2 separate regions of the Homo sapiens genome follow, and region 1 is linked to region 2. Evidence: read pairs that join two places in POLR2A ChIA-PET (ENCODE). Cell type or tissue: CD4-positive, alpha-beta T cell. All regions are shown on one strand. Links, peaks and the distances in the headings refer to the core of each region. The heading gives the core; the rest is flanking DNA.

Evidence for each region. Peaks named below come from ENCODE experiments on the same cell type or tissue, not always from the same donor. Only the 100,000 strongest peaks of a DNase experiment are listed, where the experiment ranks them.
Region 1: POLR2A ChIA-PET joins it to region 2 with 13 read pairs; 2 of 35 experiments call an interaction of 5 or more read pairs at or near these places.

What each region holds. Positions count from the first base shown.
Region 1 is chr12:54,262,599-54,267,965 of GRCh38, forward strand. The region is part of intron 1 of CBX5 (chromobox 5); the gene reads right to left. It overlaps SCAT2 (S-phase cancer associated transcript 2), which reads left to right and starts at 17. Exons shown (of 2, transcript NR_157844.1): 1 at 17-339. In CD4-positive, alpha-beta T cell, for the core only: no CTCF peak of the experiment used is centred there; no DNase peak of the experiment used is centred there.
Region 2 is chr12:53,990,294-53,995,660 of GRCh38, forward strand. It overlaps MIR196A2 (microRNA 196a-2), which reads left to right and starts at 1,445; the gene lies at 1,445-1,554. It overlaps HOXC-AS2 (HOXC cluster antisense RNA 2), which reads right to left. Exons shown (of 3, transcript NR_047505.1): 3 at 4,915-5,225. RefSeq lists an enhancer at 4,924-5,367. In CD4-positive, alpha-beta T cell, for the core only: no CTCF peak of the experiment used is centred there; a DNase peak (open chromatin) is centred at 5,078; H3K4me3 peaks cover 39 bases; H3K27me3 peaks cover 4,916 bases.

The DNA.
Region 1 (5,367 bases), core at 169-5,168, 270 kb after region 2:
AGTTACAGATCTGCTCAGGAGCAGCAGTAAGAAATGAGAAATGCACTCAGACATCGGAGGGGACATAATTCTCTTTTAGACAGTGTGACCCGGAGTATTAGGGTCAAATGAAACACAAAGCCAGTCAAACAATTTAAGGGCTAGAGCCTAGACCAGATAAAGCATCAAGACTGGTGGTTCACACTGAGCTTAGGAGGAGGGAGCTTTCCAGCATGAGAAATGAGACATGGCTGGCAGGATGATGGAGTGATTAAGATAGAATCCCAATACCATGACAGAGGAAAAGAAGATGAGCCTCTGAACACAACCTTATCCTTGTGGAAATCTCCAAGGGAAAGGGTGAGTAGCTTCTCAAATTTCTGGAGTCTTTCAGGCATAACAGCTCTCAGCCTTCTCTCTTAAATATACATAGGAACTATCTGGTAAAGCTACCAATAACTATAGATTACAGCACCTAAGGCCCATTGAGATGAGAAAAGAGGCTGGGCGCGGTGGCTCACGCCTGTAATCCCAGCACTTTGGTAGGCCGAGGCGGGCAGATCTCCTGAGGTCAGGAGTTCCAGACCAACCTGGCCAACATGGTGAAACCCTGTCTCTACTAAAAATACAAAAATTAGCCAGGTGTGGTGGCAGGCACCTGTTATCTCAGCTACTTGGGAGGCTGAGGCAGGAGAATCACTTGAACCCAGAAGATGGAGGTTGCAGTGAGCCGAGATCAAGCCATTGCACTCCAGCCTGGACAACAAGGGCAAAACTCCGTCTCAAAAAAAAACCAAACAAAAAACTTATCAGTCCTCAGCAATTACAGAGAGGGCATCACAAGCAAGCTAGGGCAACCCAGAAAAACAAGAGGTAGGCCGGCACAGCGGCTCTCGCCTGTAATCCCAGCACTTTGGGAAGCCAAGGCAGGTGGATCATGAGGTCAGGAGTTTGAGACCAGCCTGGCCAACATGGTGAAACCCCGTCTCTACTAAAGACACAAAAAAATTAGTCAGGCGTGGTGTAATCCCAGCTACTCGGGAGGCTGAGGCAGTTACGCACCTGTAATCCCAGCTACTCAGGAGGGTGAGGCAGGAGAATCGCTTAAACGGGAGGCGGAGGTTGCAGTGAGCTGAGATCGCGCCACTGCACTCCAGCCTGGGCAACAGGGTAAGACTCTATCTCAAAAAAAAAAAAAAAAAAAAAGAAAAGAAAAAAGAAAAAAAAAGGCCAGGCGCAGTGGCTCACGAGGTCAGGAGATTGAGACCATCCTGGCTAACATGGTGAAACCCTGTCTCTACTAAAAATACAAAAAATTAGCCAGATGTGGTGGCGGGAGCCTGTAGTCCCAGCTACTGGGGAGGCTGAGGCAAAAGAATGGTGTGAACCCAGGAGGCGGGGCTTGCAGTGAGCCGAGATCGCACCACTGCACTCCAGCCTGGGAGACAGCGTGAGACTCCGTCTCAAATAAAAAAGAGGTAATGGTTAGCCCTCAGCATTGACCGTTTAATGCTGGAAGAACCCACATAGGGTCCCTGGTATCTGTCTGCTTTGTCCAGTTCAGGTTCTACTCTCATCCCTCCAGTCATTTCTTTTTTGAGACAGGGCCTCGTTCTGTTGTTCAGGCTGCAGTGCAGTGGTGCGGACAGTTTATTGCAGTCTCAAACTCCTGGGCTCAAGCAATCCTCTCACCTTGGCCTTCTGAGCAGCTGGGACCACAGGGGCACGCCACCATGCCTGGCTACATTTTTTTATTTTTTGGTGAGATGCAGTCTCACTGTGTTGCCCAAGCTGGTCTCAAACTTCTGGGCTGAAGCAATCCTCCTGCCTTACCCCCACAAAGCAGTCACTACTTCTCAATACCAATTCTGGTGGCTTTTCTTATCTTGTTATAGTCATTTCATTTTCATCACCACTTATGAGCAAAAGTACACATAATTCTAGATCTTTCACTAAGCTTTCTTCTTATTAAGAATGAAAGCCAGCCGGGCGCAGTGGCTCATGCCTGTAATCCCAGCACTTTGGGAGGCCAAGGTGGGTGGATCACCTGAGGTCGGGAGTTTGAGACCAGGCTGGCCAACATGGCGAAACCCCATCTCTACTAAAAATACAAAAATTAGCCAGGTGTGGTGGCAGGTGCCTGTAATCCCAGCTACTGGGGAGGCTGAGGTAGGAGAATCGCTTGAATCTGGGAGGTAGAGGTTGCAGTGAGCCAAGATTGCGCCACTGCACTCTAGCCTGGGAGACAAGAGTGAAACTCCATCTCAAAGAAAAAAAAAAAGAAAAAGAAAGCCAATTGGTAAGCTGCCTCACTGAACTACCCACTGAATTAAAGATGGTAATCAAACCAAATGTCAAGATGCATAATCAATGAGCTCTCCATTGTAGAGTTTCAACATAAATTCTATAAGCCCCCTAACTAAGCAAAATCCTTTAGGAAGTAAGCCAGGGTTAAAGAGCAGAGGAGAGCGCATATGCAAAGCTCCCTATCACATGGATTAATTAGATATGCCATTGATGAGTGGTTGCAGTTGGCCCAGACTTGCACGATTCCCACTTCTCCTTAAGGCCCTTAGGGAGAGAGTGGCTTAGGTGAAGATTAAATTGTCAGCTACAGCACTGTCTTCAAAGCATCCTCTATATAGCCTTATTGCAGCAAATAAAACAGATGAAAATAAACCAAACTTACAGAAACATTTTAATCTGCTCTATGTTCCTTGCTCTTTATGGAGCTTGAAGTACTGATGGTTTTAGGTGTGTAACACAAACAGCATAAAACTAAAATATCCCCTATAAAGATGTTTTCTTGCAGTGGATTTATGATTTCCAAAGTATTAGCCATGTGGCATTTTAACAAAAACACAGCATAGAGATGCACATTACAGCTGTCCTGGCTGTCTCAGGTTTTGTTAAATGGGCTGATAACTATCACTCCACCTCCACCAAAAGCCCATGAGCACACAATTCAAGAGGAGTTAAAAGCTTTTTAAATGTCTGTTTAAGAGACTAGATTAGGAAAGAGTTGAAGAGAAAGATTAACTATGGTCGTTAACACCCCTATCATTAACGAGCCACATATAGACAACACAAACTTTATTAAAAGAAGAGAGCATGGAGGCAAGAAATGTTCTCCCATTGGCTAGCACAGCTCTAGTTCATGATCCTTTAAAAATCAGGCCAAGAGGCTGGGCACAACGGCTCACGGCTGTAATCCCAGCACTTTGGGAGGCTGAGGCAGGCAGATCGATCACTTGACGTCAGGAGTTCAAGACCAGCGTGGCCAACATGGTGAAACCCCATCTTTACTAAAAATACAAAAATTAGCCAGGTAAGGCGGTGCACGTCTATAATCCCAGCTACTCAGGAGGCTTAGGCAGGAGAAGCGCTTGAACCTGGGAGGTGGAGGTTGCAGTGAGCGGAGATGGTGCCACTGCACTCCAGCCTGGGCAACAGAGGCAGACTCTGTCTTAAAAAAAAAAAAAACCAGGCGAAACCTCCTACTACAGTGAGCAAGGGAGTAAAGGGCCTTTTGTTCTTTTAGATAAAAACGGCTGCGTGCGGTGGCTCACCCTGTAATCCCAGCACTTTGAGAGGCAGATCACCTGAGGTTAGGAGTTCAAGACCAGCCTGGCCAACATGGCGAAACCACGTCTCTACTAAAAATACAAAAATTAGCCAGGCATGGTGGTGGGCATCTGAAATCCCAGCTACTCAGGAGGCTGAGGCAGGAGAATTGCTGGAACCTGGGAAGTAGAGGTTGCAGTGAGCTGAGATGGCACCACTGCACTCCAGCCTGGGCGACAGAGCGAGACTTCATCTCAAAAAAAATAAAAAATAAAAAAATAAATATAAAAACATATACTTGGCTGGGTGCCATGGCTTACACCTATAATCCCAACAATTTGGGAGGTTGAGGCAGGAGGACAGCTTAGGCCCAGAGTTCAAGACCAGCATGAACAAACATAGTGAGACCTCCGCAATATTTAAAATAATAATTGTATATATACACATTCTAAATGACGATAAAGGCTGCCCTATAAATTCCATTTGGTTGTATGTCCCCCAGGCTCTGATTACCAATATATTACAAATGAATGTGGGCTACAAGACTCAATTTTCAGAACTGCTTGAAGGTATCAGTCTGGTAAACTGGTGTATTTAGCAATAACACAAAAATTCTTGCTTGATATCTCATCATTTTATATTGGATTTTTTTTCACCCTCTTATTAAAATCCACTCAATTTCTTCTCTCAACTATCAGTTTTCAGAAACACGCATTCTATTTTATAGAATAAGATGTTGCCCTATTAAAAAAAAGTATCAGTTTTCTTTAAATTTAGTTAGGGTACACCTAAACCCACCACTGGGCAAGAGGTTAAATATCCAATTGTTTCAAGATTTATGAGAAAGCAGAATTTGGCACCACCATGGGAAAATGCCTTCCAGATGGTGTTTTCCAACAACTTTATCCTTGGAAATGTACTGAACTCATCTTAAGGCACCACATTCTCAGGTGGGTGTTAATCTCACATCCACTCCTCTTAAGTGTAATGAAACATGAATTTGGAGACCTCGTCACCTTTCACAAAGAACCTGGCAATTTCATCATAAGTAAATCTTGAGAAAAATGGGTAACAGCAACATTTGAGTAGATTGTCATGAATCTTAGATTTATACATACCACTTTGGCAGATCATGTTCACAAAATATGGAAGGATTAAAAGAATACTGAAAACACTTGTCCCCAAATAAAATTATGGTCATAAAGCATTTTCCAAACGTCAGCCATAAAATTAAGACTCAGTCTTTACCATGGCATCATCTAGCTTGCACATTTTAGACATCAGTAGCTTAAGGGTTACAAAGGCTCCTTCAGGTCATTTCAACAAATCATCCATTTTAACGAAGAGCCTGTGTTAAGTCAGGCAATTTTTCTCTTTTTTTTTTTTTTGAGACGGAGTCTAGCTCTGTCGCCCAGGCTGGAGTGCAGTGGCACAATCTCGGCTCACTGCAAGCTCCATGTTCCGGGTTCATGCCATTCTCCTGCCTCAGCCTCCCGAGTAGCTGGAACTACAGGCGCCCGCCACCACGCCCGGCTAATTTTTTTTGTGTATTTTTAGTAGAGACGGGGTTTCACCGTGTTAGCCAGGATGGTCTTGATCTCCTGACCTCGTGTTGTGATCCACTCACCCCGGCCTCCCAAAGTGCTGGGATTACAGGCGTGAGCCACAGCACACAGCTGACAATTTATGTTTTCTTAGCATCAGTTTAAAGAAGACATCTGGCTGGGCATGGTGGTTCACGCCTATAATCCCAGCATTTTGGGAGGTGGAGGCAGGCGGATCACTTGAAGCCAGGAATTCGAGACCAGCCTGGCCAACATGGCG
Region 2 (5,367 bases), core at 92-5,091:
TTTTTAGTGATTTTTAGCAACACCCCTCCCCCGAAGAGGCTGAGTGTGTGGATGTGTGTGTTTTGTGTTTGACTCATCTCCTAGAGCCTTTCTAGAACGTCTCTTGGCGGGTTTAATGTAAGTGAGAGACCATAACGTTGATTTAAATATTATCCAGGTGACCACAATAAGTCAAGGTCATAAAACAGTAATGTCAGGACGGTCTTGGTGCGCGCGAGAGGTGGATTTTATGATCTGCAAATATAATGTGGTGCTGCAGTAAAAGATGCATTTAAAGGTGACTGGAGGAGGGAAAGAGGCAGAGAGCAAGCTGCAATCTTGAGGAGCAGACGGATCTGATTGCCTGGGGTGCTGGGCTGGGCGCACCCCACTGCTGCTGGGGGTCACCCCAAGAGCCCCCCACCCATCCAAGGAAAGGAATAAACTTAACCGCTGGAGGGGCATGAGGAGCTCAGCCCCCCCAACCTCGACAGCAGCTAACAGAAACGCCAGGAGCAGCAGGAGGAGGAGGCAGCGACAAGGTAAGAGAAGCGGTTTCTTGTTCTTCTCTTGGCGGCGGAGTGGGGATGAGCGGTGTCCCCAGGTGTCCGGCGTGCAGCGGACAGAGCCTGGAGGAAGGTGTTTAGGGCATCCGTGCTTGCCGAGAACCCAGGCTTTCCTAGTGGCCGCTGGCAGCGGAGGGCAGCGACTGGGAGCTCCCTCTCCTTCCCTCCCGGGCCCATTGCCATGGGGGTTCCACAGTTAAAGGGATAAATTGATGGTTTTTGGCTTCTTTATCTTTTCGGGCACTTTGGGTCTCCTCGAAGTCGACACTCTGGTCTAGGTGTTGCTCAGTCTGGTCGTCTGTTGGTGGGGGAGGAGGAGTACAGAGGGTTGAAGCTTGAAGCTTAGGTTTTCCTGCTTTTCGCTGGTTTGGATGTGAGCCTCGTCCAGCCTCTTGTTCCCTGTGCTCCCTGGCTGTAACGTTTTGCCAGGCAAGTGGCCTGATTGGAAGTGGCTCCAGAGCACAGGGCTATGATTCAGCTACCCACATTCGCTGAGAAGCCTAAACCGAGCTGAGAGGGAGAGGATCAGAGGGAGTCTAGCAGGAGAGTGCAGGAGAGCCAGATGGACAAGACAGGGGACCCAGCTCCAGAGTGGAAGGAAGATCCAGCTTCCCCCAGGGCCAGGGCCAGATGCAGGGGAATAGCTCCACTGCGGTGCTGGGGGTGGGGCAGGTATTTGGCCGCCAGTGGTCCCATTTCACCAGATTTTTCCTGAGCAATTTGCTTAGACCAGAAACTAATGAAGGCAGTCAGACCCCTTACCCACCCAGCAACCCAAAGTCTACTCTCTAGTCCTTAGGGAGGTTGTGGGGGCGGAAAGGGGGACGGGGCTGAATTTCTTCCTTCCCCAACCCCCTTCCCTTCTCCTCCAGATAGATGCAAAGCTGAATCTCCCGCCCTGCTCGCTCAGCTGATCTGTGGCTTAGGTAGTTTCATGTTGTTGGGATTGAGTTTTGAACTCGGCAACAAGAAACTGCCTGAGTTACATCAGTCGGTTTTCGTCGAGGGCCCCAACCCACCTCTCCCACTCCTACCCTCCCCAGTGGGACTGCCCCACTGCCCCCTCCCAGATAGGGCAAAGTGGGTGCAGACCAAGGAGGACAAGCTGTGAGTGGGGTTGCAGAACAAGTCTGGAGAACCCTGCTTTATGCCGTCCTCTCAACCTATCCCAATCCCTGTGATTAAGGGAGAGGAGTCTTTCCTGCAGCTATTGTCTCCTGGGCCCAGCTGATGGAGACAGACAAAGAGGGTCCAGCCAATTCCAAGGAAATTCAGGAGTTTGAGTAAGAGGTGGCCTGGCGGGCCAGCTCAGTTGGGCAGCAGGGTGGGGCAGAATTATTAGCAGAAAGAGGAGCACAGAAAGAGAAGACGGTCTCTGGAATGGTTAGCCTCTCCCACCTACCACCTCCAGTCGACTGGGGCTCAAGATTCTCCTTAGAAAAGTGGGGTACCTGGAGGTTCCAAGAGTTGGGGAACTCTGAGCGCCAGCCCAGCCCTTTCCCCTTCCCCTTCTATAGCTCCATCTCCAGGGGAAGGACATGTTTGGGGTGTTGGTAGGTTAGAGGAAAGCCATCAAAGTCCAAGTAGAACCCCTCACACACGCACACGCACGCAACTGGGAAACATCAGGGCAAAAACCTGACTCTGGTCTCTGTTTAGTCGTCTGTGGCCTGAAGGCCTCAGTTTCTGTGGCTGTGACTGTCAGGCAGCTGCCTGTCTTTGCACTATGTGGAAACATCTGGGTGAACAGAGGCTGCCCGTGCCCACCATTGCTATGTTGGTGGAAAGGTTGTTGGCTGATGCCAGGGGGAGGAGGGGAGGAGAATGGGGTAGAGGAAAATCTGAGCAGTGTGAAACTTTGCAAAGCTTCCTCTCATCCTTTCCCCCTTGGTTCTTCAATTCTGGCCCTGGTTGCTACAGAGAAAGTTCTCAAAAGAGGTTTCTTTGCCTGCCTGCGGGCGGAGTTGGGGGGGGGGGAATAAATGGGGGAGGGGTTATGGAGACTGAGGAGATACACCCCTGTTCTCAGAGATACTGGGGAAGAGAAGCCAAAAGAAGGTCAGGTTCTTGGTTCTCTTACTTTGAAATTATTATGATTATTAAAACATTATAAACGTCTAGACAGGGAAACAAAATTATGTCCCTGTAACAAAATATATACAGAGTTCTATATTCTCACAGTCATCTGCTGGGAGGGATATATGTGACCTTGTATGAGTGTAGGGCTCTGTTTCTGTCTCCCCTAGGCTCTCTTAAATACCCTGTATGTATTTATACGCATACACATTTATTTTTCCCCTCTCTTATGCGAACATATTTGTTTTGACTCCCAAGGAAGCTGGAGGAGAAAATGGGAATAGAATTTCCTGTCTCCCTAGCTGGATTGTTGGTCTGTCTGTCCCCCATCCCTTTGTGAGAGAAAAAATTTCTTCTCTTGGAGAGAAGTATTCAAACCTCTCTATGGCTCCCAGGGAAATGGGGAAGTTTCCAGAGAGTCAGGCCAGCTGGTGGGAAGCAGGCAAGGGATTCCCCTAGTTTGGGAGCTCCTAGCAGCCTTTGAGTCTTCAGGCTGCCCCAGGCACACAGTCAGTTGGGGCAAAGCGTGTCCCAGGCAGGGACTGGGTGCTCAGGAGCATTTGGCTTGGAGATAGAGTCCCTGATGGGCCGAAATTCACTAATGAACGACTTCTGTGCTTTGGGTCTCTGTGCCCCCATTTCCGTTTCAGAGCTGTTGGGCTTATGTGTGGGAGGTCAGAGAGCCAGGGGTTGAGGTGTCTCCTCCCCAAATGCAGAGAAATGGAGCGAGGTCTCATAGGGCCAAGGTGAGGACCAGTCTGGTGGTCAGAGTCCACCCCCGGCACAAGGCCGTGGATCATGGCTAAGGCGATGGTAATTATTTATTCCCTTCGCCGGAAGGGAGTCTTCAGAAGGAACAGCGTGAAGAGAAGAGAAAAAATTATCTCTCTCGTCTGTGGATATTAAGATGGATTTTTATTTCTTAAAGGACCCTCCCCGCCGAGAGCGCATAAGCGTAAACTTAATATATGCTCCGCAGCCCAACTCCAGAAATCGCAATAAAAGTTAAAACCTCCCCTACTGTTTTTTTTTTAATTATGATATGGGAAAGAGGAGCAGGATTTATAGAGCTGAACTCTCAGTGTATGAATGTTTGAGACTTGCGGGAGGAAGAAAAGGCAAGAGCTCGCCAAGGCGAGCCTTGGTCTCTGAGATCTCTCGTCGGCTGCTGGGGCTCCGGCTCAGCCTGGCAGATCCGCTGTGGCCTCTCTGGGACCTCGCCCCGGCCCACGGCCTGACTTCGGCTCGGAGATGCAGCCCTTCCCGAGAACAGGTGAAGAAGACGGCGGCAGCGGGGACTGGGGGCTTCGGGTGGGAACGCCAGGGCTCAGGGCTTTGTGTGGGTCGTGCAGGGGGCGAGGTTCGAAGTCCTGGGCTGGACCGCAGCACGAGTGTGGCCCGGACGGCTGCGTGGCCAGAAGGGGTGTTCGGGCAGGGTGCGAGAGCACCGGCAAGGTGGATTGTGTATGGACTTTGGCCGCAGACAGAGCAGAGCGGGCTCCCGGGCTGTGGCCGGCGGCGAGGCGGGCAACCGCATGTTGAGTCTATAGAAAGGACCTTGAGGTCTGCTGGGTGTTTGGGCTGCCCTGGGGGCGGCGGCCCAGAGTGTGGAGCAAGCGGCGCGCGGGGCGCGGCGGTCAGCGTGGGAGAGGCTGCAGGCCCTGCACGCCTCTGCAGCTGCCGGGCCGTGTCCGGGACGTCTGAACTGAGGCCGACCAATGGTCACAGCATGAAAAATAAATGCAATGGAAGGTCTTTCTGTCTTTTCTTTTCCGCGTAAAAGGTCCTTTCTTTTTTCTCTCTTTCGGATATACCTGGATTTGGTCCAGACCAGGTTGCCCGCGGGAGGGCCCCGCGAGCGGCAGCGCGCGAGGGAGGGAGAGAGAGGGAGGGCGAGAAGGAGGGAGGGAGGGAAGGAGGGCGGGCGGCGGCGGCCGTGGTGGCCGGGGCTTCCCTCCCCAGGCGGGAGCCGCCTGTCCTGTATCTATGGCCGTGGGGAGCGAAGGACCAGGTAACGAAGGCGCTTCCGAAGCGGGATTGGACCAAACCAGAGGGACAGAGTCTTCTGGGTCTCTCTGCCTGAGGCCCTGGAGGGAGAGAAGGTAGGGAGATCGGCGCCCGCCGGGCCTGGCAAAGAGGCCTCGGGAAATGTTGAACCTGTATGTGATCTCAGGCTCACACTCATGTTGTGGGTCTGTCTGCCTCAGGAGATGCGGTTTGCCTTTCTGTCTGAGACGCCCCAAACCCTGAGCTCTCCTTCCCAAGGCTGGAAAAAAAATCGGGAAAAACGGCGGAATTTGCACTTTCATTCATTGGGTTATCTGCAACTGAGAGGGGCTGGTTAAGGCGTCCCCAAGTTGGAAGGGCGCTTTGCTTCTGTTTTCTGGATGCAGAGTCCTCTGACTCCCTCTGCCACGGGCTGAGTTTCCGGCTCCAGGTTCGCGTGTCGCCCTGAGGTTTGAGGCCAGACAGCTCGCAGTCGGGCAGGGAGGGCGGGGGAGAGACGAGCGGCTCTGGCCCCTTAATTGTACTTCGGGCTCGTATTGTCTCTCCTTTCGCCACCTCCGCTTCCTCAGTCTGGGCTCCAAAGTCACTGCAAATTTCCTTGCGACACATACATCACACAAAAGATCAGGTAACAAGGCGCTCAGGGCCACTGGGGCTCCGGGCAGGGCAGGGAGCGGCTCTAGCTCTGGGGCGGCTCCCCCTCCAGCCACTCCCAGGCTGGAAAACCAGACCGCGTTGG